Regions from separate parts of the Homo sapiens genome. Here region 2 is linked to region 1. Evidence: read pairs that join two places in POLR2A ChIA-PET (ENCODE). Cell type or tissue: Panc1. All regions are shown on one strand. Links, peaks and the distances in the headings refer to the core of each region. The heading gives the core; the rest is flanking DNA.

Region 1 (15,870 bases), core at 3,643-11,642:
TATCAAACACATACTAAAGTAAAAAGAAAAGTATAACAATTCCCCTTGTACCTCATCATCTAGCCTCAACATGTTGCCACTTTTATTTCATCTTTGACTCACTAATCCGCCCACTCCCCATCTTGTTTTTCCTGGTATATTTTAAAGAATATCCCAGACAGGCTGGGTGCAGTGGCTCACGCCTGTAATCCCAAGCACTTTGGGAGACCGAGGTGGGCGGATTGCCTGAGGTCAGGAGTTCGAGACCAGCGTGGCCAACATGGTGAACCCCGTCTCCACTAAAAGTACAAAAATTAGCTGGGCGTGGTGGCGGGTGCCTGTAATCTCAGCTACTTGGGAGGCTGAGGCAGGAGAATCGCTTGAACCCGGGAGGAGGCAGAGGTTGCCGTGAGCCAAGATCACACCATTGTACTCCAGCCTGGGTGACAAGAGTGAAACTCCATCTCAAAAAAAAATCCCAGACAGTGTATGATTTCACTGTAAGTTATTCAATATATATCTTTATAGAGTAAGACTTTAAAACAATGTAGCTCTATATTAAGGATAATTTCTTAATATCTTAATTCTTAAGAAATTAAGAAGGATTTCTTAATAATATAAAAAACAATTATAAAACTCTTTTAAATAATAGCAGTGCTGAAAACTATCAGAACACCTTGCCTTAGGCACAAATCTGTTCTTACTAGCTCTGGCATTGGTGGTTCAGCTTGAGCATCCTATTGCACCCTGAGTTTGGCAACATGTGTTGGAGTTATTATATTACTAATGGTATAGATCAGGCTTGGCAAACTTCTCTGTAAAGGGCCAGATAATAAATATTTTCAGCTTTGCTGCCCATAAGGTCTCTGTCATGACTACTCAACTTTGGTGTTGCAGTGCAAAAGCAGGCACAGATAATATATTAAATGGGCGTGACTGTGTGCCAATAAAACTTTAATTATAATGAGAAGAAGAGGGCTGGATTTGGTCCTTGGGCCAGAATTTGCTGACCCAGGCTCTGAATAAGGTAATCCAATTCCTTCCCAAAGGGGGTTGGCAGACCCTGGGGCCATCATTACCTTGGAGAGTTGAGTATGTTGCGATTGAAAAGCAAAGCATTAGGATTCAGAATACCCAAATTCCACATCTCTCTAGCATTTGGAAACTCTTGAATAGGCCACTTGCTTTTTGGTTCATGGTTTCACATTTATTAGATGAAGATAGAGGCACCTACCCTTCTTGCTTAACCAGGTTTTTGCAGACCCAGAAGCCCATGGTTATGGAAGTGTTTACTGAGCCATAGTTGGCTGCTGCAATACGAGGCATTCATTATCCACCATACATTGTAAGTCTGGGTGGTTCCCAGGTAATGATTCTTAATTATATTTTTATCCCTCTTTTGCCATTTTTTGGGGGTTCCAGATGTAACAATAAAAAGCAAACTTAAATTCACTGACCACTTCTACATATATGACAGGGACAGTAGGACCAGGGAGTTTTATATGCATAATTTGATTAGTCAGGTATTATTACCTTGCTTTTTAAAGGTGAAGACACTGAGACTGAAAACAAGTAATGGCCTAATCCCTGTTTTCTTTTTCTTCTTGAGACGGAGTCTCGCTCTGTCACCGAGGCTGGAGTGCAGTGACACCGTGTTGGCTCACTGCAACCTCCGTCTCCTGGGTTCAAGCAATTCTCCTGCCTCAGCCTCCTGAGTAGCTGGGATTACAGGCTCCCACCACCACGCCTGGCTAAGTTTTTTTTTTTTTTTTAATATTTTTAGTAGAGACGGGGTTTCACCATGTTGGCCAGGCTGGTCTTGATCTCCTGACCTCAGGTGATCCACTCGCCTCGGCCTCCCAAAGTGCTAGGATTACAGGCATGAGCCACCCCGCCCAGCTGGCCTAACCTCTGTTGAGAGTGAGTGTCAGGGTCAGGATTTGAACCCATCTTTATCTGAGTCCAAAGCTCTTGAACTGTATGTATGTCTAGTGACATTGAGGGTGGACAGTCACCTTTCTCTATTTTGCCACATTACCAACTAACCCTTTAGTAGTTTTCATAGTGCTTTCCACCAACATTAGCTCATTTAATCTTCACAGCAGTGAAGCTATGCAACTCACTCAAGTCATCAACCTGAAGAACCCCCACTTATTCTCAAGGACCATGCTGAGCTGTCACTTATTAAATCACCTAGACTGAGTCGGGTTCCTGTGTCAGATGCTTTTACTGTCACACCTTGTATTTGCTTTGTGATGCACACTTCATTACTGTGACTTAAGTGTCATCCTACAGAAAACTTCATGAGAGCAGAAACTATGTTGTTCTTGCTTGCCACTCTATTACCACCCCTGGCCCAACAGTAAATATCTGTTGAATAAGTGAGTTTCTAAAAGTCACGGGGTGGAAGCTGGATGATTCTGAGTGGTTTGCAACATAATAGTATTTATCGCACTGTAAGTTGAGCTGGTCATGTGAACCATCCAGCAGGAAGCTTGTTAGGAATTCCAAGTCAGTGACTCTATGTCTGGGAGTGCTAGAAGTGATAGACATCCGGTCTATCACCAGCTTCTCAGATAGGCAAGTCATTCTTCTTGCATAGAGAAACCTGGAGGCATCAGAGGTCGGGTGGTGCTCAGGTTACAGTACTTTGGCGCAGGTACGGGAGAGGTGGTCCCTCTTCTGTTTGGAAATGTGAAGCGCGTGTGTGTGTGCACGTGAACGTGGTGGACAAAGGCTACTTCCTCATACTATACATGAAAGGGCCATAGGAAGATAATCAAAAAGGAAAAGAAAGGTAAGAGTTGTTGCAAAATGAATTGTCTTCAGAGGCTAAATGGGTAACATACATTTGGGGGAGGGCTGAATATAAGAAAGAGAATATTGATGCAAACCACAGTGAAACACCATCTCATGCCAGTTAGAATGGAAATTAAAAAGTCAGGAAACAATTAAAAAGTCAGGAAACAACAGATGTTGGGAAGGATGTGGAGAAATAGGAATGCTTTTATATTGTTGGTGGGAGTGTAAATTAGTTCAACCATTGTGGAAGACAGTGTGGTGATTCCTCAAGGATCTAGAACCAGAAATACCATTTGACCCAGCAATCCCACTACTGGGCATATACCCAAAGGATTATAAATCATTCTACTATAAAGACACATGCACATGTATGTTTATTGCAGAACTGTTCACAATAGCAAAGACTTGGAACCAACCCAAATGCCCATCAATGATAGACTGGATAAAGAAATGTGGCACATATACAACATGGAATACTATGCAGCCATAAAAAGGATGAGTTCATGTCCTTTGCAGGGACATGGATGAAGCTGGAAACCATCATTCTCAGCAAACTAACACAGATACAGAAAACCAAACACCACATGTTCTCACTCATAAGTGGGGGTTGAACAATGAGAACACATGGACACAGGGAGGGGAACATCACACACTGGGGCCTGTCGGCGGGTGGGGGGCTGGGGTAGGGATAGCATTAGGAGAAATACTTAATGTGGATGACACGTTGATGGGTGCAGCAAACCACCATGGCATGTGTGTATACCTATGTAACAAACCTGCATGTTCTGCACATGTATCCCAGAACTTAAGGTATAATAAATAAGTAAATAAATATATAAATAAATAAAAATTAGAAAAAGAAAAGGCAGAGTATAACAGTTAAAAAAAAGAAGAGACAATGATGAAGTCTTTAGTGATCTAGAGAATCCATATTCACCCTAAAGACATTTAAATTCAACATGTGAAAGCAGGTCACTTTGTAGACAAGACACAGGCAGGCACAAGGCTGCCCGTGGAATTCAACTTTGCAATTCCCCAGAAGATGGAGATAGGGAAGGAGCGATGACAGCAGAGAGGAGAGGATGTGACACAAGAGAAATGATTCCTGGGCAGATCGTGATTCCTGGATGATCCCTATGGGCTTCATTTCTTGAATTCACACAGATACCCTTCTAGTCTTAAGACAGTAGTATGCAGAATTCCACCCACAATATGGTATTATTTGGTAGTAATTACATCATCAAATTTTCATTCTCATGCACTATGTATGATAGGTTGGGACTAATTCAGTGAAACAAGGACATTTTCTTATGGCCTCCTGTGATATTTCTAAATGAAGGTGGCTGATTTTTCAGCTTACTAAATTCTAAACAGATAATTGGAATAATACTGATGTTTCTGGGTGCTTTTATTCACAGATTTTCTTCTTCCTTACATTAATTTCTGATTTGGCTTCCAGAGTATGTACAGGCCATCGTGCTCCTCTTATCTTTAATTAAGGTCTTTGCCATTTCTCTTCAGCAGAGTCTGAGCAGGTAATGCCAGGGTGCCTGAGGACTCTGTGGGCACCTCGGTTAATGTTGGGCCATGCTAGAGTCACAACGTGTGCAAGAGTCACTTATTGGGCCGGACCTTCATCTTGTGTTTAATTATCTTAAACGTTGCAGGCTCAGCCTTTCTGTTTGCCATGGTCTGTCGGGTATAGAGAATGTTGATGGAGTTTCCTTTAGGTTTCTCCAAAGAGCCAAAAGTTAGACCCTTATGAGGCTACTGAAGCCAAGGGCTTCGTGGCAGGACTGAGATTCCAGAACTGGATAAAAATTACCCTCTAATCCAGCACTTGCTTTTGCGAATACATCCAGAGGCAGACAATTAATTGAACCAATTGTTCAGCAACATGGATATTTAGTGGGCGTGAACGCAGAGGATGCTTACAGATGAAAGCTTGGAACTGTTTTCTTGCTCTGTGTGTTTGGGGACGGGTAGGGGAAGAAACAAATGAGCACAGAAGCCTCCTCCTCCTTGAGTAGGATAAATATGGCTTAGACTAATAAAATACAAGCTGGAATGCACCATTTCCTATTCCCCAAACAGGCGTCCTGGCAGTTGAAAGCAAGGAGAGGAAGGAAGTCTTTCATGAGAAAGGAATTGGGGAGTGGAGGCATTGGGGCTTCACGTGGTAGTTCTCCTGATTACTGACACCCGCCTGCTCCTAACAGCCCATAGAGCTACAGCCACCAACTCCCAAATTTGTCACTGTCACTTCACAAGTGCCCGGCATTGTTCAGGAAATTGTGTGTGTAAAGTAGAGCTGCCTGCGCCCAGCTTCGACAAGGGAGCAGCCTTGCGAAGGTGCTTGAAACCGAAACAGAGGCTTATGTATCCTATTATGTGCCTGAGCAGGAGTCATAAATAATTGTGACAAGTTTTTTTTCCCATCCCACGTGACAGTCCTTGACTCTGCCTCCTGTCTCCTCTCCCCTCTGCCTCATAGACTAGACTTGCCAGGCTGAGTGATGATAGATGTTACCAGGCAGCAAATGACAGCTGGATAGATTTTTTAGTTGGTGCTTTAGAGGGAATCAGATATGCTGTATAAAGCAATAAAAAAAGTACACTCACAAGGTGGGTTAAGAATAGCCAGCACAGCAGTAACCCGCTTTGTTGTGTATCAAAAGTTAAATCTCACATGGTCTTAGTGATGTGTTAATTTTTCAGACTCCTGTCAGAGTGACGGTGAGGACAGTCACTTTAAAAAAAAATTTAAGAAAAGGATAAAAGCAATCAACTGTTTTCTTAGTATATTTTGGTTTTTCAAATGAGACAAAAGCGTTCTCTTTTTAAAATCATATCTAAGAAGAGAAATAGGATTCTGGTGTTTTGCCGTATTGCTGTATTGCTGTATTGCTGTATCCTTCTCAATCTCAAATTTAAAACATAAAATTGGAGATGTGTAAGGTGTGGAATTATTCAGCCCCTGTTCAATTAAATAAATTTTTTTTTTAACATTGCTCATCTTCTTCCACACACTGTATTGATCTAGATTCTGTGTAACAAATGGTCTGGTTTCCCAGCCACCTTGGAAATGTCATGTAGGAGTCAACAAAACTACTTAGTGTATTTTTTATAAAGAATTACAGCCTCCTCTGAATTACTCAGACTTTCATCTCGGGCAAGCCGGCTTGGCTACCTCGTGTCTCGATGGATATGCAGAGCTACCAGAACATGATTCAGTGAACTACCCCACTCCCTGGTTCACGGACGTGACAGGCTGAGACGTACTTAGTCATCGCATTTCTGTCTTCTCCTGCACTATATGGGAAGTGGCTGCTGTGTAATTTAAGAGTGCTCAGTATATCAGATCACGACTCTTTTCCCCCTTGATTTTTCTGATGAATCACGTTAGGAAGGCTGTGGCTTTTACACGGCAGCGTGCAGCATGAGGAGGCAAGGCAGCACAAAATGTTTATTAAAAAAATATGTCTTTCGGGCTAGGTACCAGGCAAGGGGGGTAATTTGAGTTACGCCTCTATAATTCAAATTTGGGGATAATTCAATACTGGTGTAGTTACATTTCCAGCCACATCAAGTTGTACATGTATTATTGGGTGTTGTTTATTACTTTGGTTGTAGCATTCTCTCCATAGGACAATTTCCATAATGAAACCTATTTTCTATGGCTTTATCACTTAACGGGTTCAGTGTTTTTCTTTTTTTCCAGCAGACATGAATTGATGAGATATATGAATGCCCAGAAAATGTCATGAAATAGTTAAAAGGGTAGGTTTGGAGATCTGCTGTCTAAGTTCAAATCCCAGCTTGTCTTCTTACTCCTTGGGTGACCTTGGGCAAGTAATTTAGCCTCTTTATGCCTCCAGTCTTTTAACTGGAAAATAGGGATAATGATAATCCCCCCATCATAGGGTTGTTTTCAGGACTCAATGAAATAAATGTGCTTAGTACAATCCCTACTAATAGGTATTGAATACATATTATTTTAGTTATTATAATCATTATGATTGAGTTGTTATAATTATTACTGGGCTAGTTTCCCCCAGGCCACCTACATCTCCTCACTTCAGGTCTTTCCAGACTTGATGACCATATGTTGGATGGGTGGATGGAAAGTTATTTTAGGAATGGAGCCCTCTTTGTGGTTAAATGAACAGTAATGTTTTACATTGGTTCAGAGTAGTCTTTGATAAGGATGCATATTCTGTACATCACTGATACTACTTTTTGGACCATTTTCATCTCTTCCTCATTTGAAAAGAACCTTCAGTGAAATGCTTTATGTGGACATGGCAGGTAGAGTACCTGGATTCATCGATCAGTTCTTTTTCTGTTCTTTCTCTCTTGCTTGCCATTCTAGCTACCTAGGTAGACCTTGTTGGCTTATAAACATAAGTCATAGGCAGGTTCTAATATGATTTTAGAAACATTAAAAAAATTGGACTGTGATTCACAGTAAGGAATACATTTTATATTGTGACCCAGGGTGCACGTGCATGCATAATATATAGACATTTTGCTGAAGCCAGTGCTCCATGAAACATCAATTATCCTTCCCACATGTGTGATACACTTTGGCATTTTCTATCCTTTTCTATTTCATTTGTTAAAAGTGATGCTTTAGGTCAGGCAAGGTGGCTCATGCCTGTAATTCCAGCATTCTGGGCGGCTGAGGTGGATCACTTGAGCCCAGGAGTTCGAGACCAGCCTGGACAACAAAGTGAGACCCCTGTCTCTAGAAAAAAAAAATAGCTGGGCAAGGTGGTGCGTGCCTGTGGTCCCAGCTACATGGGAGGCTGAGGCAGGAGGATCACTTGAGCCCTGGGCAAGAGACCAAGACTCTGTCACTTAGAAAAAAAAAAAGTGATGCTTTAACCAGGGTGAGCAAACTTTTTCTATAAAGAGCCATAGTAGATATTTTCAGCTTTGAGGGCCATGGAGTTCTTGTTGCAGCTACTCTACTCTGCTGTTGTAGCCACAGACAAAACACAAAACAATGGGCATGGCTGTGTTTCAGAAGGACTTGACTTACAGACACTGAGGTTTAAATTTCATATAATTTTCTTGTGTCACAAAATATAATTCTTCTTTTGTTATTATTAAACCATTGGAAAGTGGAAAAACCATTCTCAGCTTGCAGGCCACACAACACCATGCAGTAGCCAGATTTGCTCGATGGACTGCAGCTTGCTAATCCCTGCTTTAGCCCACGAAGCTGATTTTTATGACTTGTACTTGCAACACTCTTCTGGGACATTTCCCAAAGTGACTGCGAAGGGACATCTGTTTAGCAGGGATTCAAATGGGTGCTAATGGAGAGAAAGCATCTCTCTTCAAGTAGGTTAGTGACCCTTCAGAGTAAATAAAAGGTGCCTACCTCTTAGCAGAAATTCTGTGACTCTTTAACATACCACCAGACCTGATAACTTTCTTTCTTTCTTTTTTTTTTTTTTGAGATGGAGTCTCACTCTGTCACCCAGGCTGGAGTGCGGTGGCGCAATCTCGACTCACTGCAACCTCCGCCTCCCTGGTTCATGCCATTCTCCTGCCTCAGCCTCCCGAGTAGCTGGGACTACAGGCACCCGCCACCACACCCAGCTGATTTTTTATATTTTTAGTAGAGACGGGGTTTCACCATGTTAGCCAGGATGGTCTCGATCTCCTGACCTTGTGATCCACCCACAGCCTCTCAAAGTGCTGGGATGACAGGCCGGGTGTGGTGGCAGACCTGATAACTTTCTAAGAAGGGTACAATAAGGCATACTCTCTAACTGTGTGACCACAAGACGCTTATTTTTGGAAAATATCTCTGGGTCTTGAGTTCTGAGGAATGCACTCAGTGGAACTCTGTCTCGAAGCAGAAGTCTGGGGAAGGCCGCCCTGTTTTAGTGACGGCAAGCATTCTGTGTAGACATCACAGTGTTTGCCACTGAGAAAGGTCTTTGGCGATTATTAGCCTCCCAGTGAAGGAACACATTTTGGGATCTCCTGTGAGCACAACACTGCACAAAATATATGAAAAAAATGATGAGCCCAATCTTATTCCCAGGGAGTTTATAGGCAAATTTGAACTTGGTTACAGGCAACATGTCAACAAGCACAAACTAACATGGTCTCGTTTAGACTGAAGACCCAGGTGTTGGTGATATCACAGTAGGTGATAATAATGATAATATCTAGAAGCATTTTCTGTTCTCTCATCATCTTTGCATATGTCATGTCATTGATTTTAACAAGAGCTATGTGATTTGGTGGGGCCAGTGTTTACCAGCCCATTTTACAGGCAGAGATATGAAACAATGGCTTCAAGTCATACTGTTACTGAGGCGCCAAGTTGAGGATGCAGGTCTTCCTTAGAATTCCTGTAGTTTCCTCTAAAAATAGTGGAAATACTTTGAAAAGGAGGAAAATTTGCAGTGGGATCTCGAAAGAGCTCACAGAGATTGATCCTTAAGAGAATCTGGAGGATGCAGAGGTGTGTGTGTGTGTGTGTGTGTGTGTGTGTGTTCACACGTGTGAGGTTGATTTTGGAAAAGACACGGGTAGAAATAAGTCCTATGTAAGAGAAGCAAAGCCTTTTGACAGAAATATCAGTAGTTGCTAATTTAAAAGCAACCAACTAACCAATAAAGTAACCCTTTAACCCCTAACACTATTAGAGATTATTCCAAGTTAGAAATCTTGAATTCAACTTTATAGTACCTCCTAGTAGCAATTCTGAATCAGCTTCCTGTTTTGGAACTATGGGAAGCCCCACTCTAAAACTATTTGAGAAAAAAAAAGTGCTATGCAATCCTTTGGCATTGAGGTTGATATTAGCCAGCAATGCTTGAGAAGAGCAGGAATGGTGTTCCCATTAAAAGACAAATTAGGGTCAGGCGCGGTGGCTCATGCCTGTAATCCCAACACTTTGGGAGGCCGAGGCAGAAGAATCACTTGAACCCAGAAGTTTGAGACCAACCTGGGCAACATGCAGAAACCCCATCTCTACAAAAAAATAGAAGAATTATCCAGGCATGGTGGTACATGTCTGTAGTCCCAGCTACTCGGGAGACTGACTTGGAAGGATCACCTGAGCCCAGGGAGGTTGAGGCTGCAGTGAGCTGTGATTGTGCCACGGCACTCCAGCCTGGGCAACAGAGTGAGACCCTGTCTAAAATAAAATAAAATAAAATAAGATAAAATAAAAAGACAAATTAAGCAGTGAGTCTCTTTCTGCTTCTGTGTTTTCCCCAAGAGAACTTTCATGGAAATACTTTTGTTTTGCTTGAAAAAAATACTTTGGCAGCTGTGAAAAAGTTACTGCAGTTCAATAGGATGTAAATAAAAGAGGCCCTGTCAATTCAAGGTTGTAATTTGACAGTGCACCATTATTTAGACGGAATATTGAAACGAGAGTAAAAATGACTTCAGGTCATGGTACTACTTCCAATTTAAAGAAAATTAAAAACTGCTTTGAAAAACTGTGCTGCATATTTAAAACTCCTATCTCCTAGTTGCTGGGGGTTAGATGTTCCACACGGCACCTGGAAATCTGTCAATATTAATAGGTATGATGATTCTTACTGGCATATGCTTATCATCTACAATTTTGATAACAGCGTTGAGTGAATCCATTGCTGTTTTCTGGCGTTTGCAGTGTACATTGAGGAATTAATAATTAGTGAAAGTGTAGCCAACTTCTAGAATTAGCAGTCCACTCAGAGATGCCCAGGTGAACAACACGCTGCTTCCCTTTGTCATTCAGGTCCCAGAGAGATTCCTCCTGACAACTCTATCTACAGCGGCCGCCATCCTCAGTCATTCCTTAGCTTGTTGCTTCATTTTATTTCCTTCTTGTTTATGTGTTCTTTTACATCCTTACTGTCCATCCCCTCCACAGTGTCAGACCCTTGAGAGGACAACCTGTGCATCTATACCCAGGGTCAGCAAACCATGGCCCATGGGCTGTATCTGCAAGCTAAGACTGCTCTTCACATTTTTATTTTTTATTTATTTTATTTTTAAATTTATTTCTGAGACAAGTTCTTGCCCTATTGCCCAGGCTGGAGTGCAGTGGTGTGATGACGGCTTACTGCAGTCTCAACTTCCCAGGCTGAAGCAATGCTCCTGCCTCAGCCTTCGAAGTAGCTGGGACAACAGGCATGCACCATCATGCTTGGCTAATTTTTCTTTTTTTTTTTGTAGAAGTGGGGTCTTGTTATGTTGCCCAGGCTGGTCTCAAATTTCTGGCCTCAAGCAATCCTTCTGCCTTGACTTCCCAAAGTGCTGGGATAATAAGGGTGAGCCACTGCACCCAGTCTACATTTTTAAATGGTTGAAAACAAGCAATATTTCATGACACATGAAAATTACAAAATTCAATTTTCAGTGCTCATAGGCAAACTTTATTGGAACACCACCAGAGTTATGTGGTTATGCATTGTCTATGGCTGTTTTTGCACAACATACATAGATAGTTGAGTAGTTTCCCAACATGATATGGTCCCAAAAAGCTAAAATATTTAGTACTGTGCCCCTTACAGAAAGTGTTCACTGACCCCACCCTGTGTCCGGCACAATGCCTGGTAATTCATAGGGGCCCATTAAATGCTATGGATGAACTAATGAGGAGCAGAGCTTGGCAAGAGCTATTTCCAAGTGTCCCTTCCCTGCTGCCAATAAACAAGAAGGAGGAACAGATGAACCCAAATTAAATACTAACTCCAGGTTCTCAGACAATCACCAAATCTAAGAGGGCAGGTGGAGTCTGCTCGGAAAATTTGCTTAACATTTCTTTAAAAGAGATGACAAGGTACGGTCTCAGGAATTCATGGTATCTCAGGTTCCAATTTCTAAAAACTGAGTACGTTCAATTTTCCTTTGGTCTAATATGTTTTCTCTACCCCAGCTCTTCCCCACCTGCTTTTGATGTGTAATCTGACTGAAGACTGAACTCTGATTTTTACCACCCTAAACTCAGCTGACCTCCCTTCCAAAAAATGTCAGCCTCTTAATCCTCTTAATAAAAAGGCCCATGTAACTGGGAGAATACATTTGAAATAGTCCACAGTACAAAAAGACGGTCTGAAAATAACAAGGGGAAAAAAATGTACTAAACGCATCTGCACACACACAAAGTTGCCAGGGAAACATGGCAATCCCTTGCAAACTGCCAGCACCGTCACATTTATAAAGAAATGACAACAACTGACCTTTGTCTCCTCTTTTCCTGCCTGCCTTTTACCAGGAACAGAAGAGCCTTGTGGCTTGAATGATGCTTTTGATAGGCAGATTTTCAGATTCTGTGCTGTCTGCCTGGATGAGGGGTCCCGGTTTACAGCTCTGCTGAGAGCTAGAAAATCTTTTATGACTGTCACCTCCATTATGACCTAGTCTGTGCAATTGAAAGGTGCATTTTCACATTGGAATTTGGCTTCTATAGTCCTGAGGAGAAAAATGACATATTTTGTTGCATTATTTAAATATTCCTGCTGAACAACAAATTAAAAATATCCATTAAAGGTTTATTTGATATCTTCCTAATTATTGCCCATTGCGCATTTGACAAATTATTTACACATTTTAATAATTGCGACTTTCTTTGGAAGTGACACAAAAACAATTACTTTTTCGAAATTCCACTGTGTATATGCTTTTGAAACTACATAGCCATTAAAAACAGTCTGTCGAATTAAAGGTTGGGCAATTAATTAAGTGCAAATTCTGTAAAACTGGACCAAGGAGAAAATTCATCAAACCTATGAAATATGACCTATCTTGTCCAAAAGACAAATATGTTTAAACAAAAGATGAAAATTGATGACAAAATTATGGGTAGCAAAATGCACACAGAGCAAATATAAGACAGCTGTACTTGGTTTCAGAGTGTTGGGTTTACCCTTACAGAATTCATGATTCATTACCTTCACCGTCTTGTAAAACTTTTCCTAGTTAATCTCCAAAGTACTGTATCTGGGATAATAAAAGTTCTCAATAAGAGCTTGGAAGGCCATTACATTAATGATTTGCTGGCCTTTGCGGGATCCCAATTAAATGCAACCCAAGTTGAGGCTGGTAGCCTAAGGGTACGTCTCCCTAGGACAGTTGAAAGCCACTTTGCCCATGTGGCTATTTTCTTTTGTTTCTCTCTTTGTGCCTTCCTTACACCAATTTTCAGTGTCGAAAGTTTCTATTTCCCTTTATCTAGAAAGTACTCTGCCATTATTAAGACTTTGGCTCTTACCATGAGCGACAAGCCCTGCGTGGGTTTCGAGTATATAGCAGGGGACACCAAAAGCCAGAACAGCGGTTCACATGTGTGTATCCATAATGGGCCCTAGACATGTGTATTACAAGTTCTGGATGTTACCCTTAGGTGCTCAGGTTCACAAATCAACATCAGCCCTGGTGCAAAGTGGGCGGAAGAGGGAGGTGGGTTCGCGGACTGTGGGGATTGTTAAGGATACACGGCTGTTATTTCCATATTAAAATGTAATGATCTCATTAAAGTTAAAACCACTGTTAAACTTGATTGAGTAAATTACTTAATTAACCATAGCATCCAGTGCATTCCTCCAGGGTATACCTCTATTCCTCAAGATGCAGAACAAATGCAGGCTCAGCTTATAGAATGTTATCCAGGGTGGTATGATAACACTCATCTTAGACTGACTTATTTCAGAATCTGTTAAAAAATTCAGAATCTGTTAAAAAAACAATGAAAAGCGAGAAAGTGAGGGTGTTACTCGGTGTTAAAGGAAGATGGGAATAGCCTACCAATGAAAGCAGATATATTTTATTGTTAGGCTGACATCTCCGAAGATTTTCTTGATTAAAAAGAAAACCACCTGATAAGCAGTTTGTGGAGCGACTGCTTTAGCTGGTTCGACAAAGCATTTCCTTTTTCTCGCATATTCTACCTTTCTCTCCTTTTCTTTGCTTGAATATCCAAAGATATCTCCATGGGGTTGGCAGAAGCTCTTCGAAAGCTTTGTTTGGGGTTGTGTTTGGTTAAGTGACTCTGAATTGGGGTTGCAGTGAGTTTTTGTGGGTGAGTGGGTGGATGGGGGAATATTTAGGAAACATCTCCAATTTGCCTGCCCAAAGCCTGCTTTTTGAAATATAAGGGTTTTTTGTTTGTTTGTTTTGAATGACTACCTGTGACACAAGTGGCCAACCAAACTGTACTTGAAAGAAGTAAGTTGTCCCAATTTCTGGTGTTTCTTGGTTTTTGCAAATATAGCATAAGGATAATAATAACTGACTACTTCCTGAGGTTGTCGTAATGGTTACGTACGTGAATATACGTAAAGTGCTTAGAATAGTGATCTGTTCCCAGGAGGTATTGACTATTATTATTATTCCTAAGCATAGGAAAGGGAGGGGGCAGGGATGGAGAATGGTCCAGAAACAATGCAGTCGGAACTCTTGGTCAGCAGATCACCTCCCAGACAAGCTTTTTCTTGGCTGCTGAGTCCAGTTAAAGAGGCCAGGGATCCCCAGACACTTAGTAGCCAGAAAACCTGGGTTTTGTTTGATTTTTTTTTTTTTTTAAATATGTTTTCCTCTAACCCAGTGTGTTGCTTATATCAGAGCCTGGAGTGGAGAACTGTGCTGGGGTAGGGTCTTGCTGTTGCTTGCATAACGTTTGCCATTTAGAAAGATAAGTCTTGCAAATCCCATCTGCAGAGGGATTAGAACTAAACTTAATAAAGCAGAAGCTGAACACAACTGGAGTAACCTTCTTATGCCTAGTTTAATATGGTGCCTTTGTAGATAGACATCTTTTAAATATATTTTTATATTTTAGATTTTTTTGGATTAATCCCAAAAGAAGAACTTGAGGGATTTCAAAGAAAACTATTTATTTGGGAGGTTAGGGCAGGAAACATAGCGAAAGATTGAGAAAGTGGCATAGAGAAGGGAAGAAATCCAGTATATAATTTTAAAACTATATAAACATATAAAATGGTTTCCAAAAAGGAAACCAGGTCAGGATAATTATTTTCTAAAACTAGTGGTTTAGAATAAAAACCAGATATCAAGATATCTCCTGAATTGATACTCATCACAACTCTAAACAAAAATGAACAGTACTTACTGGGCATTTACACTGTGGCATAGAAAAGCCAATTCTAAGCCACTACATAAACTCATTTTAATAACTGTGAGATGGATGTAGATGCTTCTATTATATCCGTTGTATAGATGATGAAACAGACACAGAGAGGTTAATAAAATTGCCCAAGCTTACCAAGCTAATAAGGGGTAGTGTTTGAATTTGAAAGAGTTTGACTTAAAAGCCCATATTCTTACCATTCCACTAGTTTCAATTTCACTCTCTAAAAGGGGAAAAATCCTCTTACATTAATATGCCTTGCTTAAAGATGTGACTCAGGAGAAGGCATAAGAGACAAAGAAAGATAGCCAAATAGAAGCTTCCGGCAATCATCTGCCCAAAGGAACACCAAATTAAACAACTATCCACACACCTTCATAAGAACCAAACATTAGGTGAGCAATCACAGTACCTGGTTTTAACACCATGTTAAGGAAAGAGGCACCAAAAAGGGTGGGAAAGACAGTCTTGAATCACCTACACCACTCCTCCTACATCCCGCGGCAGCTGCCCTGGGGTGTGGAGAGAGCATCTGTGCACTTGGGGGAAGAAGAGTGTGGTGACTGTGGGACTTTGCATTGGAACTCAGTGCTGCCTTGTCACAGTGGAAAGCAATATGGGGCAGAACTCGGCCAGTGTCCACTGAAGGAGCATTTAGACCAGCCCTAGTCACAGAGAAATTGCCCATCCTAGTGATTAGACCAAAGTTCAGGCAATCTCCATGACCACAGCAAAATCCTCCAGCATACTAAATGAACTTGAAAGGCATTCTAGGCCACAAGGACTGAAATTCCTGGGCAGGTCCTGGTGTTGTGCTTGTCCTGGAGCCAGTGTACTTGAGGTGCATGTGGCCTACTGAGACACCAGTGGGGGTGGCCAACAGAGTGCTTAATCACCCTTCACCCAACCCCAGGCAGCACAGCTCATGGCTCCAGGAGACTCCTTCCCTCTGATTTAGGAGAGGAGAGGGGAAAGTA
Region 2 (15,870 bases), core at 2,681-10,680, 290 kb before region 1:
TCTTGTTGCCCAGGCTGGAGTGCAATGGTGCGATCTCGGCTCGCTGCAACCTCCGCCTCATGGGTTCAAGCCATTCTCCTGCCTCAGCCTCCCGAGTAGCTGGGATTATAGGCGCCCGCCACCATGCCCGGTTAATTTTTGTATTTTTAGTAGAGATGGGGTTTCACCATGTTGGCCAGGCTGGTCTTGATCTCCTGACCTCCTGATCCGCCCACCTCGGCCTTCCAAAGCGTTGGAATTACAGGCATGAGCCACTGCCCCTGGCCTTATCTGATACTTTCTGATACAACGTATCTGATACAAATAGTATCAGATATCAAATACTTTCAGATAAGTATTTGATACAATTGTGTTTGATTTTCATTAAGATGTCCTAAGAAGGATTTTAGTAAGGGCCACACTGGCTACTAAAAATCAATAGTCCCCGAAGTAGAAAGGCTCAAAATCATAGAAACGTATTTCTCATTCTCAACAGTCTGAGAGAGATGTTACCGTCAGTAGGAGGTTCTCCATCAAAGGCCCGGACCCCTTCTGTCTTATGGCTCTGTCATCCCTTGGGGCTTGGCTTGGAGAAGGCCACTCACTTCCTACAGGCTTTGTCTGCCACACATCTATTTCCTGCTTAAGTGCCATTGGCAGAATCCAGTCACATGGTCCATCATGGAAGCAGGTGGGCAGGGCTGGGAAATGTAGCCTCTGGATGGGAAGCAGCTTCTCAGCTACAAAACTACGCTAAAGGTGTGGCAAATTTTGATAGATAATTGTCTCTGCCACAGAAAGGGTTTTCTACTTTTGCACATATAGAGATCGGTGGAGCTAGGTTTTAATTCAGAGAATTGTTATTTAGCTGACTCTAGTGGACTTTTCTCTCTCTCTCTCTCTCTCTCTCTCTCTCTCTCTCTCTCTCTCTCTCCTTTCTTTTTTTTAGACAGAGTCTTGCTCTGTTGCCCAGGCTGGAGTGCAGTGTTGTGATTTTGGCTCACTGCAACCTCTGCCTCCTGAGTTCAAGTGATTCTCATGCTTCAGCCTCCCAGGTAGCTGGAATTACAGGCATCCGCTACCATGCCTAGCTAATTTTTGTATTTTTAGTACAGACTGGGTTTTACCATGTTGGCCAGGCTGGTCTTGAACTCCTGAGCTCAAGTGATCCATCTGCCTTGGCCTCCCAAAGTGCTGGGATTACAGGTGTGAGCCACCACATCCAGCCTCTCGTGGACTTTTTTTTTGTTTTTTTTTATTTCGTCAGTCTGGCATCCCCTTCCTACTTCTGATAACAGGATTTTTGTTCTATGATTTCCTTTGGGGGAAATAGTTTCCCACTATTTCACATAATATTAATCACAATCTCCCATCACAGGGGTCACAAATGTGATCATGTCACCCAGACATAGCCATTATCTCCTATTGTACTGAATTATTTTGAAGCTCCTCCCAGCTTCTGTACCATGTAGTTTGTGCTATTTCTCATCTGAAATTCTGTTTCCCATTTGATTTCCTGGGATCATGTCTACTGCTTCCATTTGAGCTGAAGAACTGCCTTATATGGAACCTCTTTGAGGATCGCCTAGACTGATTTGGGATCCCCTCCCTAGATCCCTAAGTGTGGCTACATTCCAGCACTCACCACAGTGTATCGTATTGGTTGATTTGTTGGTCTGTACTTACCACAGTGTATTGTATTGGTTGATCTGTTGGTCTGTTTCAGTTAAGACACCTTTGGCAGCAAGCATCTTACCTGAAACTTTTCTTGGGTATGCCTCAAGATGCATATGCCATCAGTCCTTCCAGTAGCTGGAGAGGACTGGGTTTATTGGAGCTCTTAGACTGGTTACATTGGTCAGGACTAGTTTTTGGCTGGGGCTGTGCCCAGCCTCAGTGTAAACTATACATGACAATCTCATTTCCTTTGGCCAGTGATTGGGCTCCCAGTGGGCCAAGTTCTGCTCAATAAGACATAGAGGAAATCTCCTGATGGCTTTTGAGAATGATTTTCCTTCCTGGAAAGAAAGAGGCATGTGAGAAGAAAGCCCTTGCCTGCCCTCCTCCCCACCTCCATCCTTTCTGGTCTGGTCATTGCCATGGTAGACCTGGTTTCCAAGGCGGCAGCAGCCATGTGGTAGACATCCTCCGCAGGACTTGGGAGGAAGCTGGGACGCTGAGGTCGGTGGAGTAGAAGGATGAAAAGAAACTGGGTTCTTGCTGACAGTGCTGAGCCACTGAATTCACTCTAGGACCACCTACCTTCTGATTTTTCATTAAATATTGTAATAAATGGCCTTAGAATTTAAGACAGTTCTCCCCAAACTTATTCCCACTGGGACACATAATTAAAATGATAACAATTGTATAGCACACTGGGGTAAATGGCAGAAAATTTGGGACTTTGATATGGACATTGTTCACAGAAATTAATCATACTTCTGTATGTTGTTTTCTTAAAATATAAAAAATACAAAAAATAAAATAGGAAGTTTTAGAAAGAAGTAATGCATTTTTACAAAAACATTTTTTTTTTTAATTTTACATGAGAAACTTGAATTTGCTTTCATGGATAGAACTTTCCTGTGTCAGATTTTATGCTTAAAGCAACTACATGCAATTTCTGTTCAGGCCTTTTTAATGATGACCTGGCCACATATTTGATGGGCATTATCTACGAAAAGCTTTATTAGTACAAAGAAGCTACATAAAAATATAAAACTTTTTATTTTTTTTATTTTTTTGAGACAGGTTCTTTTTTTTTTTTTTTTTTTTTGAGATGGAGTTTCACTCTTGTTGCCCAGGCTGGAGTACAGTGGTGCAATCTTGGCTCACTGCAACCTCCACTTCCTGGGTTCAAGCAATTCTCCTGCCTCAGCCTCCCGAGTAGCTGGGATTACAGGCACCCACCACCACATCTGGCTAATTTTTTGTATTTTTAGTAGAGATGGGGTTTCATCATGTTGGCCAGGCTGGTCTCGAACTCCTGACCTCAGATCATCCACCTGTCTCAGCCTCCCAAAGTGTAAGGATTACAGGTGTGAGCCACCATGCCCGGCCGAGACAGGTTCTTGATGTGTTACCCAGGCTAGAGTACAGTAGTGCCACCATTGCTTACTGTAGCTTTGAATCCTTGGGCTCAAGCAATCCTCCCACCTTGGCCTTCTAAGTAGCTGGGATTACAGATGTATGCCACCATGCCTGGCTAATTTTTAATTTTTTTTTTTTAATAGAGGTAGTATCTTGCCCAGGCTGGACTCAAACTTCTGGACTGAAGTGATCCTCTCATCCTGGCCTCTCAAAGTGCTGGGATTACAGGCATGAGTCTTTGCACCTCGCCAAAACTAATTTTTGAAACATATTTTCAGAAACTCCCAATGCTAACATTTTATTTAAAGGCTTTACAAGCAAGCATCTTCTTTTCTTTCTTTGACAAATGTTGGTATTTGGGATTTCTTGTGATAATGCAGATGGCTTGCGAGTCCAGTGAAATTTTTATAGATGGAATACTAGCTATTTCACAATAGTGTAAAGTGCCCACTGGCAGAACACACAAGCCTGGTTAGATCAATTCCCTGCTGCTAGCTTGGATTCACTAAAAGGGCACAGATGAGAAAGTACAGAAGTAACTAGGTTATATAAAGACATAAATCAGAACAACTACCTGGTAATGAACTCAGCGGGAGTTCTGGCCAGACCTCCAACCAATGCCGTGTTAGCTTGGACCTCATGTTCCTTGGCATTTGGAACACAAATCCCCCCAGCAGTTCCATTGCCCCTTAGGCACTGTACACAGCAGCAAGCCTTGCAACTGGCCACTAAGGCAGATGTCTGGCTGGTGGAACACCTTTTGACCACATTGCATGCATCAAGCACTGTCAGCACTGTTCAGTGGAGGACCTAATTGAAGACTGGTACTGCTTTTTGGCATGGAAGGTCCATACCTATTGTATTTGTCAGGATGCATCTGGTTGCTAATGGAAAAAACCCAAATTTGAACTGGCTTTAAACAAAGGAGGGAACATGACTTTAGCTTCAGAGATGGCTTCTGGGAATACATCATCAGGGATGGCTCTCTCTCTTTCTTAGCCATGATTTAGAAAAAAAAAAATTGTTTTTGCTTCATCATGTGAAATTAAAACTTTTTTCTTTTTGAGATAGTCTTGCTCTGTCACCCAGGCTGGAGTCCAGTGTTGCGATCTTGGTTCACTGCAACCTCTGTCTCCTGGGTTCAAGCCATTTTCCTGTCTTAGCCTCCCGAGTAGCTGGGATTACAAGCGCCCACCGCCGCAGCTGGCTAATTTTTGTATTTTTAATAGGGACGGGGTTTCACCATGTTGGCCAGGCTGGTCTCGAACTCCTGACCTCGAGTGATCCACCCACCTCGGCCTCCCAAAGTGCTGGGATTACAGGCGTGAGCCACTGCGCCCAGCCTAGTTTCAACTTTTATCTACATTATAAAGGCACATAGTTTAAAGAGTTAAATACTCTACCAGGCTTGTTATGAAAAAGATCTTCTCATCCCTATTTCCCAGGCCTCAAAGGAATTATGGTGTAATTATGTTTAGACAAATATTCAATGTTTACATTATGTAAATAGTAGTCACAGCTGAGCCATAGTACATTCTGATTACTTTTCCTTTTCTGCACAACTTTTTGTTTTCATTAGAGTTAAAAAAAATTATTTTCTGTTTGTTTGGTTACTTTTCTATGCACTAAATCATCTGAATTATTCACCACTGGTTGTGTAAATTTCCTCTCAATGTACTCAAACACATTACAATCTCTATCAATTTGGTCTTTCTGAAGAGGATTCTTCAATCTGGATTGGGGCAGCTGAGCAGTGGTTGTCTTAGGATATTTTCTTCATGGTTATCCTGGAATTTCTTACATTTCTTCCTAATGAGAGATCCTCTGGTTTTATAGACTTTATGTGTTCACTTTTTCAGTTTTTTACCTTTTTTTTGGTGTATTAGACTTCTGTGACAATGTACAAGTGAGGTACATTTTAAGATTTAACACGTATATTTTCATACTTTATTGATAATTTGCTTTTAAAATTCTTTGCTAGTTAGAATATTACTCAGTGGTGAAAAGAAGCAAACTATTGATACATGTAAAAACTTGGATGAATCTCGAAGACATTACATTGATAAGAAGAGCCAGTTTCAAAAGGTTACATACTGTGTGATTCCATTTATATGAGGTTCTCTAAAAGACAAAACAATGGTGATGGAGAAGAGATCAGTAGTTGTCAGGGTTTAAGGGTGAAGGGAGGGTCTCACTACAAATGGACCACAGGAGTTTTTTGGGGTGATGGAAATGTTCTGTATTCTGATCTTGGTGGTGGTTATGATACGGCTCTGATGAGTGCAGGAACACCAGGGCTCTTGTCTCACGCGAATTGGATAAAACGACACAGACACACGTGAAGTGGTTTTAAGGAACGGAGAGTTTAACAGGCAAGAAAAAAGGGAGAAGAAAGAAGGAGGAAGCTCCCCTGTACAGAGACAGAGGGAGGGGGGCTCCAAAGCCAAGAGAGGAGATCCCAAGTGTGGCAGATACCAGCCAGTTATAGGAGGAGGCTGGAGGAGATGGAGTCTGATTTGCATAGGGCTCAGGGGATTGGTTTGACCAGGCATGTCATTATGTGGCCCACGAAAAAACTGGCCCTCCCACCCTAGTCTTTTAATATGCAAATGAAGGTCGTCATGATGTTCTATACATGTTGGGATATGTGGGGGTGGCCAAGTTGCCAGGCACATGTAGGGCAAGGGCAAGAGGATAACTGTGGGAATTGCCATGTTTGGGCGGACCCGGTTTCTAATGGCCTGCATTTGCATATCAAAGGTTGCCAACCTGGCTCTAAGAGATGGGGCTTTCCTGCTATCAGAAACGTTTTTGGAGCTGCTTTAAAAGAAACGAAAACTTCCCAAAGACCCCTTTTCCTCTCTATCTGCCTAAAATAATTTCTTAATAACTCCTATAACAGTTAAACAAATCTATATATGTTAAAAATTGTAGAACTGTACACTGAAAAGTCATTGCGTATAAGTTTAAAAATAAAACAAAGAATTATGCATTATAAAGGTACAGTTGATTCTTACATTCTATAAAGTCATCACGAACACTGAATTTGTGAATACTGAACCATTGCTCCTAGGGGAAGTATAAGGTTAGGTTCTTGTGAACCCCAGGTACAACATCTGCATCAGCCAATCAATACATAACTTTATTTTATGTGTGTTTCTAAAGACACCTTATTTAATGTATAGTGTGATCCATTATCATTAAACTCACAGCCAACAGCACTGTAATGCATGCCTGAAGGAAGCTCATCTAACCCACTGATATTCTCTGAGGCACATTGCAGCCTTCTTGCACTTAGGAACACTAGACCACACTTCCTTTCTAAGCTTGGGGGGTGTTTCAAACAGTGAACTCACCAACAAAAGGCACGAAAATGCAAAAGAAGATGCAGCACAGCATTAAATAGACTGTAAAGAGGACCCTTGCTTGCAGTACGGGATGTGGTCCAAGAATGCAGAGTGCTGCCTCCTTCAACCTCAGCTGGGACTGTGTGCATTGGGCAAGTCAAATTTTTTCTTGCTCTGTGCATGTCCATGAAAGCACCGGGAGCATTGATTTTGAGATTGCAAACTAGTTTTAGTGGGTAATGCAAGGCACTTGTATTGGTTCGAACCCCGAGCGCACGCCAACAGACAACACAAGGCGGTGTGGAGCAACACGCTGTTTTAATAAGCGCCCGAGCGCCGGCGGGCTGAGGCCTAAAATGGCGTCAGCCCGAAACGGGGACGGGGCAGGGGTTTTATAGTCTCCTGTTAACAGGACGTGTCTGACGTAACTGCTACGCTTACCCAGACGGCCTCTCTCTTGGTCTTCGGCGGGTACGTGTCTTCCGGCCAGCTCTCTTCCGCTTCTGCTGTCTTGATGACGCACAGTGCTGGCGCAAGTCGTCTTGCGCCAGGCGACTGGGTCTGAGGAGGCAGGAGTTATTCATTCCCTTAAGCTTTCAGGCCGGGGGGAGAATCTTTCAGGTAAGCAAATTTGCATATATTGAACTCACAAGTAATGAGAACTGACTGTAATTGACCCTTAGAAATTTGAAGGTAGGGCCGGGCACGGTGGCTTGTACCTGTAATCCCAGCAGTTTGGGAGGCCGAGGTGGGAGGATCTCTTGTGCCCAGGAATTCAAGACCAGCCTGGGCAACATAGTGAAACCCGTTTCTACAAAAAAATTAAAAGATTAGCCGGTGTGGTGGGGCGCACCTTTAATCCCAGCTACTCAGGAGGCTGAGGTGAGTGGATCGCTTGAGCCTGGGAGGAGGAGGTGGCAGTGAGCCGAGATTACACCGTTGCACTCCAGCCTGGACAACTGAGTGAAACTTGGTCTCAAAAAAAAAAAAAAAAAAAAAAAAAGAAATTCGAAGGTATTACCCTGTTGTCCTTGAGTTTCTCATGTTGCTGGTGATATAACTCTGATGCTATTCTGATTGTTACATCTCTCAATGGAAACTTCATTATTTTCACCAGCTTATAGCTACTTTCCTTGCTCCTTAGTAATCTAAAACTTGATGATAGTATTTATTGGTTGGATCTATTTCCACATATTGCATGTGATACTCACGCCTACCATCTAATAAATCCTGTTCTCTGCGGGTTCTGGGACAATTTATTAACATTTTTTCTGCCCTTCTGGTTTTTTTGTTCTCTGTCTGGAACTCCTGGTGTTTGGAATAGGAACTCTTGCACTAGTCCTGTCATTTTTAAATTTATCTTTTCTCCCCGTTTTGCATGTCTTGGTCTTTCTGCTCAACTTTCTGGAATATTTCCTTAACTTTATTTTTCAAGCTTTCTATTAAATTTTTCATTTCTGCTGTCATATTTTTAATTTCTCAGAACCTTTTCTACCATTTGAATGAAAACAAATTGGCATCTTATTCTTATTTCGTGAGTGTGGTATTTTCTCTTACCTCTCTGAGGATGTTAATGTTTTGAGGGAGGAACCTTTTTCCTTCTCCCAGTTTTGGTTTCACCCATGTGGCCTGTCTTTTTTCTGTTTGGTTGTTTTGGCCTTTGGCTCTCAGGTTTGCTCGAAGGTCTTGTGCTCCTTGGCTGTCTGATCTTATTTATTTAGTTATTATTTTTTGAGATGTAGTCTCACTGTTGCCCAGGCTGGAGTGCAGTGGTGCCATCTCAGCTCACTGCAACGTCTGCCTCCCGGGTTTCAGGGAGGTTCCTGCCTCAGCCTCCCGAGTAGATGGAATTACAGGCACCCACCATGCCTGACTAATGTTTGCATTTTTAGTAGAGACGGGTTTCACTGTGTTGGCCAGGCTGGTCTCGAACTCCTGACCTCAGGTGGTCTGCCCACCTCGGCCTCCCAGAGTGCTAGGAGTCTGATCTTATTTTAGAAGGAGGTGCTGAAGAGCTGATTGATAATTCTGAGAACGCAGGGTAGGGGTGGGTGGCTTGTCAAGCTTAAGTATCAGTGCAGGGTGACCTGGCTGGGGTGTGTCCTACCTGCTCCAAAATATCAGTGTATTTCGTTTTCCTTTTTCTGCACTGGGTGCATTTCTCAGAGCAGACCGGATCACTCTCCTGCCTAGAGGATACAATCCCTCCTGCCAGTGCTTTTGGGACATGCTAGGGAAGGAAGGTTGCAGAGGTCTCAGCAATCCGTATATAAGCTTCCCCCCGTACCCCCTGCTTAGTCCCTGTACCTGAAGCTCCCTGTCCAGAGACTCTCTCTTTTATCCTCTCAAAAGAATAAAGTGCAGTCATCTGAACAGGACAGAGGCTGTCAGATGCCCGTGGCATGGGAGAGGAAACCTGGGATCTAACTCTTTCTTTGATTTTCAAACACTCTTTCTATTTTTTGCCCCACTTATGCCTCCAACCTGCAGAGATATCTGGTGCTACTCATTCCTGAATGTTTCAAGGCCCTGCAGGACACTTGGGTTCTTTCTCTTTTTCTTTTTTTTTTTTTGTTTTTCTTTTGCCTTTTTCCCACTGACAGCTTGGGATTCAGTTTTCCTGAGTCTGCTAATCCAGTTATCACTTGTTCATCTACTTTCCAGTGTTAAAAGCTAGTTTTTTAAAAAAAGGTAAAATTGTAACTCTCAGGAAAAAAAATGAACACACATGAAAGATTTTATTGAACTCATGAATGAGGAAGCTGGTGAGGTGTTAGAACCAGCTCAAAGGAGAACGCAAAGAGCAGATCAGAAATTTGAAATTCACTGATCAGAAATTTGAAATGAATTTGCAAACAGAGGAGTATCAGTTTCCTACTGCTGCTGTTACAAATTGCTTCAAATTTAGTGGCTTAAAATACTAAGTGGCTGTGAACCCCAAATATCTGAGACAAGTCTCAGTCAAATTAGAAAGTTTATTTTTTGAAGGTTAAGGACACACCTGTGACACAGCTTCAGGAGGTCCTGACGTCATGCACCCAAGGGGGTTGGGGTACAGCTTGCTTTTGTACATTTTAGCGAGATGTGAAACATCAATCAATATGTGAAAGATTACATTGGTTCTGTCTGGTAAGGTGGGTCAGCTAGAGGTGGGGGCTTCCAGGTCATAAGTAGAAAAGAGACAAAAGGTTGCATTCTTTTGAGTCCTTGATCAGCCTTCCACTAAATACACAATTTAGTCTGGCTCATTAAATCTGCATTTTTACACAAACATAAGGCAGAAGAAGCAATCATATATGCATTTGTCTCTGGTGAGCCTGAGAGGGATGACTGAGTTCTGTCTGTCCTTTGTCCACAAGGAATTTCCTTGTGGGCAAATTGTGAGGGAGGTATATAGCTTTTTATCTTTGTAACTATCCTATTTAGGAATAAAATGGGAGGCAGGTTTGCCTGACATAATTCCCAGCTTGACTTTTCCCTTGTCTTAGTGATTTTGGAGTCCCAAGATTTATTTTCCATTGCTTCTCAGCCTTTTGGCTAAGATCGAGATTTATTTTCCTTTCCTATGGCTTATTAGCTTACAGTTCTGGTGGTAAAAAAAATCCTAAAACCAAAGACTGCCTTCCTTCTGGAGGCTCTAGAGAAGAATCCATTTCCTTGCCTTTTCCAGCTTCTGGAGGCCGCCTGCATTCCCTGGCTTGTGGCCCCTTCCATCTTCAAAGCCAACAGCATCGCGTCTGCAAATCTCTCTGACCACTGTTTCCATTGTCACATCAACTCTGACTCTGACACACCAGCTTCTCCCTTCTAGAGACCCCTCTGACTACAGTGGACCTACCCAGATAACCCAGGATGATTTCTCCATCTCAAGATCATTAACTTCTTCACATTTGCAAAGTCCTTTTTGCCATGTTAGGTAACATACTCACGGTTTCTGTGGATATGATGTGCAGCGGGTGGGAGCATTATTCTATCTACCATAGAAGGCAAACTGATTTTTCCACGAATGGGTGTGGGAGCAGGAGATAGGCGGAGAATTCTATCCCTTTCACTGGACAGAATCCATTTGCAAGTCTACAGACAAGAATTATTTTGCATTGCTAGTAGATCTACAGCTTACAGAGTTGTAAAAGCTCCCATAAAATCAGAATGGGATTGTGTGGAGGGTGTCTTACTGTCAGTGGGTAGTTTTCCTTTGAAACATACATTTCTTGCCATGCCAGATTTCACCATTTCATTGCTTTTGCTGCTTCTCCCATTTCCTTTAACCTAGTGAGTTTATACCTTAACAAAAGACTGTTTCTGATGTTTAGTGGTATTGGGTAAAAAGGAACAGATCATCAATGCATTCAGCGTCTAGCTTTTTCCCAGCTCTGCTTTCCTTTCTGTGGGCTTTGTTCTAGGCAGATTGTCTCCGCATGAACTTTACACCTAAAGATCATGTTATCTGTATTCTAAATTAAAAAATAAAATAAAAAACATTTAAAGATACTACAATTTTAAAAGACTTTTTTTTTTTTAATGAGGCTGAGTCTCACTCTGTTGCCCAGGCTGGAGTGCAGTGGCATGATCTTAGCTCACTGCAACCTCCACCTCCAGGGTTCAAATGATTCCCCTGCCTCAGCCTCCTGAGTAGCTGGGATTACAGGCATGCACCACCATGCCCGGTTAGCTTTTGTATTTTTCGTAGAGACGGGGTTTCACCATGTTGGCTAGGCTGGTCTTGAACTCCTGACCTCAGGTGATCCGCCTCAGCCCCCCAAAGTGTTGGGATTACAGGTATAAGCCACTGCGCCTGGCCTTAAAAGGCTTTAAACTTGGAAAAGTGTATAATTGAACCCCTCCCCCCGCCGCCCCATAGCTGAGCTCTATGGAGGAGGTGAGATCCGCAGGTCAGGGAAGGAAGGAAATAAGTTAGTGGAGATATATACACACCTTCCTCTCTGGCACTGTGGTTGAGGTGAATTGGTTTCCTATTTCCCATCTCCCTTCGTTGGAATAATCCCCTCTGGCCAAGAGGTCCACCTCCTAATTCTGGGAACCTGTGAATATGTTACCTTACAGGGCAAAAGGAACTTTGCAGATGTGATAAAAAGGAGGTTCTTGAAATGGGGAGAGTGTCCTGGACCATCTAGATGGGTCCAATGTAATCACAAAGGCCCTTATAAGTAAAAAAGGGAGGCAGGAGTGTCCTAATTGAAGAAGGAGATAAGAGGACAAGGCAGAAGCAGAGGGGCTGGGGAGAGAGAAACTTGAGGATGCCGCACTGCTGAGGAAGGGGGCCATGAACCAAGGAGTGCAGGCAGCCCCTAGAACCTGGAAAAGCCAATGAAACCGATTCCCCCAGAGCCTCCAGAACGATTCCCCCCAGAGCCTCCAGAAGGAATGCCACCCAGTGAACACCTTGGTTTTAGGACTTCTGACCTCTGGAACTGTAAGGTAACGAGCTACTTAGTGCTTTAAGCTATTAAATTTGTGATAATTTGTTACAGTAACAGAAATACACACACACACACACACATACTTATTTGCACATTCGTTTCACTATTCCTGATCTGTGGAGGTGTCTGTTCCTGGATTCTCCTCTGAACTGGTTCTAACACCTCTAGAATGAACCAGCCCTGCTAACACCAGCCCAGTGAGACTGATTTTGGACCTCTGACCTCCAGGGCTGTAAGATCATAAATTTGTGTTGTGTCGATCCACTAAATTTTTTTCCCCCATGTGATAGTGTTTTTTTTTTTTTTTTTTTTTTTTTTCCGAGATGGAATCTTGCTCTGTCACCCAGGCTGGAGTGCAGTGGTGCAATCTCAGCTGGCTGCAACCTCTGCCTCCTGGGTTCAAGCCATTCTCCTGCCTCGGCCTCCCAAGTAGCTGGGACTATGGGCGCCCACAACCACAGCTGGCTAATTTTTGTATTTTTAGTGAAGACAGGGTTTCACCATGTTGGTCAGGCTGGTCTTGAACTCCTGACCTCAAGTGATCCACCCACCTTGGCCTCCCAAAGTGCTGGGATTACAGGCATGAGCCACTGCTCCCAGCCTTAACTTTAATTGCATATACAAACTCTACTTTATGTCCCCCTCAGTTTATATTCTCAATTTCACAAATAAATCTTTTTATAATTTGTATCCATTAGCATAGTTTTATAGTTATAGTTTTTTAATGGTTTTATCTTCTAAATTCTATACCACAATTAAAACTGACTCACATACCACCATTACAGGATTACATGATTCTGTAATTGTCTATATATTTACCTTTACCAGTGAGTTTTATATTTTCATGTGCTTTTGTGTTGCTGTCTAGCCATTCTTCCATTTCAGCTTGAAAAACTCCCTTTAGCAATTCTTACAAGGTAGGTTACTGGTGATGAACTCTGTCAGCTTTTATTTATCTGGGAATATCTTAATTTCTCCCTCACCTTTGAATAACAGTTTACCTGGATACAGTATTCTTTTTTTTTGAGATGGAGTCTGGCTTTCTTGCTCAGGCTAGAGTGCATTGGCACGATCTTGGCTCACGGCAGCCTCCGCCTTGCATGATCAAGTGATTCTCCTACCTCAGCTTCCTGAGTAGCTGGGATTACAGGTGTGTGCCACCACACCTGGCTAATTTTTGTATTTTTGGTAGAGATGGGGTTTCACCATCAGGCTGATCTCAAACTCCTGACCTCAAGTGATCTGCCCAACTCAGCCTCCCAAAGTGCTGGGATTACAGGCATGAACCACCGCTCCTGGCCCTGGATATAGTATTCTTGATTGACAGTTTTTTTCCTTTCAGCACTTTGGAAATACTACCCTACTCTGTCTTGGCCTACAGTGTTTCTGCTGAGAAATCCATTGATAATCTTATAGAAGCTCCTTTGTACATGACTAATTATTTTTCTCTTGCTTCTTTCGAGGGTCTCTTCTTATCTCTAACTTTTGACGTCTTCATCATGATACATCTCAGAGTAGGCCTTTTGGGTTCATCCTAGTTGGAATCTTCTGAGCTTCTGGAATTTGGATACCCATTTCCTTCCTCAGATTTGGAAGGTTTTAGCCATTATTTTTTCAGATAAGCTCTGTGAATGCCCCTTTCTGTTTCTATTCTCCTTCTGAGACTCCTGCAATACCAATATTGGTCCACCTAATGGTGTCTCATAAGTTACTTAGGCTTTCTTCACTTTTCTTCATTCTTTTTTGTTTTGTTCTTCTGACTTGATAATTTAAAATGAGCTTCTTGAGTTTGCTGGTTCTTTCTCCTGCTTGGTCAAATCTGCCGTTGACCCCTCTAGTGAATTTTCAGATTCAGTTATTATATTATGCTGCTCCAGAATTGTTTGGTTCTTTTTAAAAATGCTTTTTCTGTCCTTGTGGATATTCTTATGTTGTTGAGGTGTCATTTTCTTGATTTCATTTAGTTGTCTAGTTCTCGTGTTGTGCACTGAGTCTTTTTAAGACAATTATTTTGAATTAATTATCAAGTCATTCACAGATCAATGCTTTTTTTTTTTTTAGAGTTGGTTTCTGGATATTTCTTTTGTTTCAATGATTAGACCACATTACCTTGTTTCTTCATGTGCCTTGTTATTTTTCTTTGTGATTTGTGCACTTGAAAAAAAGCCACCACTCCCACTCTTTATGAATTGGCCACATGTAGTGAAAGACCTTGACCGATCAACCCAGCTGCCTCACAAACTTTTCTGGGATGTGTCTTTTCTAGGCATGTGAATGCAGTTTACCAGTTAGAGAGGTCTGTGGGTTTCTGTTTCAATACTTTGTCTTGCTCAGTCTGGTGTCTGCCTGTGATACTGCAGGTTCTCTATTGCTACAAAAAGCCATTGAGCCCTCCTTTGTTTTCAGTGGCACTCAGAGAATCCAAGTATGCTGATTCCCCATCAGTACTCTGAATCAGGTGAGACAGAAACCAGTCCCTGTGGCATCCCCTCCAAAAGCCAGGATGTTGGATTATGTTCCACTCTTTTTTTCCTCTCAAGGGAGAAGTCAGAATTGGGCTTTTCCTCCCAGTTGTATGGAGCTGTGCCAGCTTGGGGAAAGGGTAACCACAGGTGACATGAAGTGGCTGTTCTTACTTGTTTCAGTGTGGCATTCTTGGCTTTGAGCTTCTCTGGGGTACTGTGACATCTGGATTGGTTTCTAGATTTCTCATAAAGGTATTGTTGACTGTGCATTGTTGTTGAGTCAGTACCTTGTAGGGAATAAAGTTTAGGGCTTCCTAATCTGCCATCTTGCTGATATCATTAAAAAACGACTGTGAATTTAAATGTGGTTATTTTTGCTCTTCATGAATATTAAAGACAAATTTCTGGGTTATAAGTATACTTTAAAGTTGACTGTGCTAAAACAACCCACAGAATTGTTTCACCTAGCTGTGTTAAATGTTTACACAAATGGAAGCTGATAATTATTAGAGTTTTATCCTGAGGTTTTATTAAGTGACAGACTCTGAAATAATTTCTTTGAATATGGAACTGGCAAGTTGGACTTCAAAGTTCAGAGTGTGTTCAATCCCTCTTCTTCATGACTTGTCACTGACTTGCTGGGGAACTTTAGGCAAGTTGCCCAACTTCTCCAAACCACTGTCAAATGGGGAAAATGATGCTACCTCTCTTCCCAGTTTAAAGTGGCAATTAAAAAGATAACATAATGGAAGTGTTTATCTGAGAGCCTGGCTCAAGGTGAAGACACAGTGAGTTTTAGGTATTGTTATATGCACTTTAGAGAGTCTGAATAACTTTGAATGAAAATTCAAGCCCAGGGGCTGTGCCTCCAGCCCTCTCTCATAATGGCAACTCTATCCTTCTCTACAATGTCAGACTTGATGCAGGAGTGCATCCTTAGCTCTGAGGCCAAAAATTAAATATACAAAACTTGGGAGGGCGGCCCAGTTGATCTGGTTTTAAAATGAAAAGTTCCATGTCCAGGAAACCTCTTGAGTCCTGGGCAAACCAGGACATACGGGAAACCCTACTAGTTTCTACAACTCTGTGTATGTGCATACTCTTTTAATGGGAATAGAATGAGAATGTTATCTATATTGGATGACAGTGATGATGGAGATTAACAGTGATGATGACAACAGCGATGACGATGATGATGATGATATGCAACAGTGAAGTAATTGCACCACTGTTTTTATTTTTTTATTTTTTTGAGGTGGAGTCTCAGTCTGTCACCCAGGCTGGAGTGCAGTGGCACAGTCTCAGCTCACTGCAACCTCTGCCTCCCGGCTTCGAGTGATTCTCTTGCCTCAGCCTCCCAAGTAGCTGGGATTACAGGTGCCTGCCACCATGCCCAGCTAATTTTTGTATTTTTAGTAGAGACGAGGTATTGCCATGTTGGCCATGCTGGTCTTTAACTCCTGACTTCAGGTGATCTGCCCGCCTTGGCCTCCCAAAGTGCTGGGATTATAGGCATGAGCCACTGCACCTGGCCCGCACCACTGTTAT

The links. Peaks named below come from ENCODE experiments on the same cell type or tissue, not always from the same donor. Only the 100,000 strongest peaks of a DNase experiment are listed, where the experiment ranks them.
Region 2: POLR2A ChIA-PET joins it to region 1 with 15 read pairs; 2 of 35 experiments call an interaction of 5 or more read pairs at or near these places.

The regions. Positions count from the first base shown.
Region 1 is chr20:52,488,373-52,504,242 of GRCh38, forward strand. All of the region lies in intron 4 of LOC105372666 (a long non-coding RNA gene), which reads left to right. It overlaps LOC124904931 (a long non-coding RNA gene), which reads right to left and starts at 12,219. Exons shown (of 2, transcript XR_007067654.1): 1 at 11,988-12,219. In Panc1, for the core only: no CTCF peak of the experiment used is centred there; no DNase peak of the experiment used is centred there.
Region 2 is chr20:52,203,704-52,219,573 of GRCh38, forward strand. It overlaps LOC105372666 (a long non-coding RNA gene), which reads left to right and starts at 6,940. Exons shown (of 17, transcript XR_007067652.1): 1 at 6,940-7,037. RefSeq lists a silencer at 1-109 and enhancers at 5,456-6,086, 6,271-6,805. In Panc1, for the core only: no CTCF peak of the experiment used is centred there; no DNase peak of the experiment used is centred there; H3K27me3 peaks cover 278 bases.